Linked DNA regions of Homo sapiens: region 1 is linked to region 2. The links are chromatin contacts, found by Hi-C or POLR2A ChIA-PET in ENCODE. All regions are on one chromosome and are shown on one strand. The core of a region is the stretch at or near the end of the contact, and the rest is flanking DNA. Distances in the headings are between cores, read along the strand shown.

Region 1 (2,716 bases), core at 114-2,613, 260 kb before region 2:
ATTCCATCTCAAAAAAAAAAAACAAAAAAAAAACCTTTTAACATTTATTTATTTATTTATTTATTTATTTATTTAGACAGAGTCTCGCTTTTTCACCCAGGCTAGAGTGCAGTGGTGCGATCTCAGCTCAGCTCACTGCAACCTCAGCCTCTTGGGTTCAAGTGATTCTCCTGCCTCAGTGTCCCAAGTAGCTGGGATTATAGGCATGCATCACCATGCCTTGCTAATTTTTGTATTTTTAATGGAGATGGGGTTTCACCATGTTGGCCAGGCTGGTCTCGAACTCCTGACCTCAAGTGATCCATCTGCCTCGGCCTCCCAAAATGCTGGGATTATAGATGTGAACCACAGTGCCTGGCCCATCTACTTTTCAATCAAAAATGATCATAAAAGAATAAGAATATAAGTTGACAGCAAGAATGAGGAAATAAAAAATTTTTTTAATTAAATTTGAAAAATAAAAAAAAAGAATAGAAGACATTTCCTTAATATGAATCTATTTTAACCTCAAGACAGCTTATGTTCAAAGGAAAATATTAGAAGTACTCCCATTAACAAAAGATTTTAAATAATGATGACTACTATTATCAGTAATATTTTTCTATCTAATGTGTTTATCTTTATATTTGGGGGAAAATTAGAAGTTAAAAGTTATTGGAAACAAGACAACAATGCCTGCTGTCATCACTTGCATTCAAAATTGAACTGGAAGTTCTAGCCAAGGCAATTAGGCAAGAAAATAAAATAAAAGGCATCTAGGTTGGAAAAGAGGAGGGACAACTATCTTTTTTTGCAGATGAGATAAAAATCCCTAAACAATTCACAAAAAATCCATTAGGGCTAATAAACAAGCTCAGAATGGTGCAACAATGCAAGATCAATATACAAAAATCAGTTGTATTTCTATAAAGTAACAATGAACAATCCAAAAATAAAATTAAGAAAATAATTCCATTTATAATACCATCAAATATAATAAAATACTTTGCAACAAATTTAACAAAAGAAGTGGATGACTCAGCCAGGCAAGGTGGCTCACACCTGTAATCCCAGCACTTTGGGAGGCCGAGGCAGGCAGATCATGAGGTCAGGAGTTCGAGACCAGCCTGGCCAACATAGTGAAACCTCATCTCTACTAAAAATACAAAAAAATTAGCTGGGTGTGGTGGCGGGCACCTGTAATCCCAGCTACTCGGGAGGCTGAGGCAGGAGAATTGCTTGAACCCGGGAGGTGGAGGTTGCAGTGAGCTGAGATCGTGCCATTGCCCTCCAGCCCAGGCAACAGTGTGAGACTCCGTCTCAAAAAAAAAAAAAAAAAGAAACAAACAAACAAAAGAAATGGATGACTCATACTGAAAAAGAGATCATTGAAAGAGATGACTCAGGAGGCTGAGGCAGGAGGATCAGGAGTTTGAGTTTGTAGTTAGCTATGATCGCGCCACTGTACTCCAGCCTGGGTGACAGAGCAAGATCCTACTGAAAACCAAAAAGAGAAGCAAGAAAAAGAGAAAAAGAAAGAAGACTAGTTGAAACAACATCTGTTTTCATGGATTGGAATATCTAATATTGTTAAGATATCAGTACTTCTTAAATTAATCTGCAGACTCAACACAATCCCTGTCAAAATTCCAACAGCATTTTTAATTTTTTCAGAAATGTAAAAGCTGATCCTCAAATACATATAGAACTGCAAGGGGCCCTGAATAACCAAAACAATCTTGAAAAAGTTAAAAATTGAAAGACTCACACCTCCCCATTTCAAAACTTTGCTTAAAGCTATAATATCAAGACTGTAGTATGGGCATAAGAATAGACATGTAGTTGAGGACAATGAATTGAGAGTCCAGAAATAAACCCAGACTCTTGCATCAATTGATTTTCAACAAGGCTGCCAAGACAGTTCAATGGAGGAAAGAATAATCTTTCAACAAATGGTTCTGAACAACTAGATATCTACATACAAAATAATGAATTTGGCACCTGAGTACCATACACTATATACAAAAATTAACTCAAAATGGATCAGGACCTAAACATAAGAGCTAAAATTATAAACTCTTAGAAGAAAACATAGATGTAAATCCCTGTGACCTTGGATTAGGTAATGTTTTTTTAGTTATGGCACCAAAAACACAAACTATAAAAGAAAAAAATAGAAAAATTGATCTACTCCAAAATTAAACACTTTAGTGCTACAAAGGACATTATCCAGAAACTGAAAAGACAACCTATAGAAAAGGATAAAATATTTGCAAGTCATTCTAGTAAAGAACTTGAATTGGCCGGGCATGGTGGCTCACGCCTGTAATCCCAGCACTTTGGGAGGCCGAGGCAGGTGGATCACAAGGTCAGGAGATAGAGACAAGCCTGGCTAACACCGTGAAACCCCGTCTCTATTATGAATACAAAAAATTAGCCGGGCGTGGTGGCGCATGCCTGTAGTCCCAGCTACTCGGGAGGCTGAGGCAGGAGAATGGCGTGAACCCGGGAGGCGGAGCTTGCAGTGAGCCAAGATCGTGCCACTGCACTCCAGCCTGGGGGACAGAGTAAGACTCCGTCTCAAAAAAAAAGAACTTGTATCTAGAATATATAAAAAACTCTAACAATTCAGCAATAAAAGACAACCCAACTAAAAAATTGACAAAGGATTTTTTTTTTTTTTTTGAGATGAAGTCTTGCTCTGTCCCCCAAGCTGGAGTACAGTGGCGCAATCTCC
Region 2 (2,700 bases), core at 19-2,518:
CTGAACCTGGTGCCCTTCCTTCTGATTATAGTTTTCGTTGTTGTTACTGTGTTTTGTTTACTTTTACAATTTTGGAATATGAAAATATCTTTCTTTTGTAACGACAAATATGGAATACAAACATTACAACTTCTTTTTTTGCCCATCCTGGATTAAAAAGGAAATAATAGATGAAATGCCTTGCAAAGAGGACAAAATATTTTGGGGTCTAAAATGTGCTTTGCCCAGGATCTTGCCTTGTAATGATAATGACTCTCCCTTAGTGATCCAAACAAAGGAATGTGGTCAACTGTATGAACAAGGTTCAGTGAAGTCCTGAGTCACATGACAATCTGTCCTCCCCAAGCCTCTGTGCTTCAGAAGCTGGAAAGTCGTTCTACCCTTGGGCACAGGGTACATGTGCAGTAGCAATAAATAGCACCAGGAGGAATAGGAGCAACAAGTGTTACTGGTAGAGGGTCTTGACTACGAGTTGTCCAGGTCCTTGGCATTTTGAACAAAGAATTGAACAAAACGTACGAAGTAGCAGAGAAATGAAATGCAGGAATGAAGCAACGAGAGCAGGAATTCATTAAAGCGAGAAAGCACTTCACAGGGTGGGAGTGGGCCTGAGCAAGCAGCTCAAGGGTGCAGTTACAAAGCTTTCTGGGCTTTAAGTACCTCATTTGAGGTTCTTATCTAGATGAAGGATTTGGTCTGTGGCAAATTAAAGACTGAGGTGAACTGGCGCCCTGTGCAGATAAAGGGATGGTCCCTGCTTCGCCAGGGCCAATCCAAGGCACTCTCCTTTTCCATCCCAGCACTTTGGGAGCCTGAGGCAGGTGATCACTTGAGCTCAGGAGTTCAAGACCAGCCTGGCTAACATGGTGAAAACCTGTCTCTACTGGTGCTCTCGCCATTATTCCATCTGCTATGAGCCCCTTTCTGCATAAAGTAAAGTTTGCCTTGCTAAGAGAATTAAATTTATGTTTGAATGTTATTTCTTTGTAGCACTGGGGAACAAGCATTCTATTTCTAAATAAACATTTTTACATATAAGAAATGGTGGTCCGTACAGGGATACATTTTCCTCTGGGGTGGTCTCTAGTCCTCTCATGAGGGGGTCTCCCACTGCCTCATTGTGGTGGCCTCAGGGGTAGTAAGAAATTGAGACCCATCTGGTGTGATGAATAGACCCGGACTCTCAACAAGGCAGAAGAAACTGGCCAGCAATCTGGAGTAAATGATCCTCACATATGATGTGGACCAGGCGACCTCATGCATGAGCCAAGAAAGGAAACAAACCAGAGGAGCCGTACACCAGCACCTGCCTGGAAACCACATCCTCATCAAAAGATAGAAAGAAGAAAAACTCGAGGCAGCCTAAGAACCCTACCTTGTGCTGCTAACCACCGAGACTGCCGTTCGCACAGCAGAAAAGGATAGACACATCATACCCAAGTCAAAAAAGCGTCATCACCATCAAAGTTATAGGTCATTGTTCCAGGGTCAAGCCCTACCAAGTTAAAGCTAAGAAAACTTTATCTATCTTTTCTTTCCTTTAACTACTCCCCATCTTATTAATGTAACTAAATCTAACTCACCTCAAATTATTACTTTTAATGCCTGTTCAGTTATCACTCCTCTCATACCAAATGACAAAACCAAAGTCTTTGTAGTAAAAGTAAAAAAATCTAAAGCAAACCACAGCAATTAAAACAAGATATCAAGATGTAAATGACTAGCTAAAATACATTAAATATTCTGTCCGCACTCTAAATAAAAGCAATTGTTATGCTTGTGCACACAGTAGGCTAGAAGTCCAAGTTATCCCCTTTCCACTCAGATAGTCCTCTAATCGACAAGGCATGGACTGCATGGTAGCTCCTTTTCTTCTTTTGTCTTTTTTTCTTTTTTTTATCTGAGACGGAGTCTCGCTCTGTCGCCCAGGCTGGAGTGCAGTGGCGCAATCTCGGCTTACTACAAGCTCCACCTCCCGGGTTCAAGCCATTCTCCTGCCTCAGCCTCCCAAGTAGCTGGGACTACAAGCGCACGCTGCCAAGCCCGGCTAACTTTTTTTTTTTTTTTTTTTTTGTATTTTTAGTAGAGACGGGGTTTTACCCTGTTAGCCAGGATGGTCTCGATCTCCATCTCCTGACCTCGTGATCCGCCCGTCTCGGCCTCCCAAAGTGCTGGGATATAGGCGTGAGCCACTGCACCCGGCCGGTATCAAAATCCTGCAGCCTAAGATAGTAAAGTGTGCCAAACTCTCTCTACTATTTCCTAAAGTGCAGTACCCTGAGGGTCAGCCCCCCGAGGGCCATTCAGCCTCCATCTTCCAAGACCAATTTTACCTCGTGTCTCCAACGATAAAAGGAAAATTTAGCGTACTTTGAAGACTTAACATGATACAGCGAGGTCAGGCACTTCCAAAAGCTAACCCATCAGTCCACCCTTATTCATCCCCAAGCGGATGCATAGTAATACTGTAAAAAACCTTTACTAGACACTCTACCAAATAATTAGAGCAGCACTTATGCTCTAGTTCAATTAGCTATCCCTTTTACCCTGGCATTTCATCAATCAGAAAAAGAGAAATTACGACATAAGCAAATAAAAGAAGCCTCAAAAGAAGCAGCCCCTTACAGCTATTTTGATTCCCATGTCTATTCAGATGCAATTAGAGGTCCTCACAGAGTACCAAATAAATTTAAAACCAGA

Evidence for each region. A loop is a pair of places that touch in the nucleus more often than their neighbours do. ChIA-PET counts read pairs that join two places held with the same protein, here RNA polymerase II (POLR2A). Pooled maps may share reads with other maps.
Region 1: a pooled map shows a loop between it and region 2 (2.2-fold over the local background). The contact joins two enhancer-like sites. A Hi-C loop is called at or near these places in 1 of 50 pooled maps. POLR2A ChIA-PET finds 5 or more read pairs at or near these places in 4 of 52 experiments (Caco-2, OCI-LY7, WTC11 and 1 more).

Annotation. Positions count from the first base shown.
Region 1 is chr12:31,761,913-31,764,628 of GRCh38, forward strand. No RefSeq gene overlaps it. Among named protein-coding and RNA genes, the nearest start is that of H3-5, 29 kb to the right of the region's middle. Within about 2 kb of position 1,364, at least 2 of the 41 ENCODE cell types and tissues checked have a DNase peak (open chromatin) inside an H3K27ac peak, as active enhancers do.
Region 2 is chr12:32,024,748-32,027,447 of GRCh38, forward strand. No RefSeq gene overlaps it. Among named protein-coding and RNA genes, the nearest start is that of RESF1, 67 kb to the left of the region's middle. RefSeq lists an enhancer at 248-542. Within about 2 kb of position 1,269, at least 2 of the 41 ENCODE cell types and tissues checked have a DNase peak (open chromatin) inside an H3K27ac peak, as active enhancers do.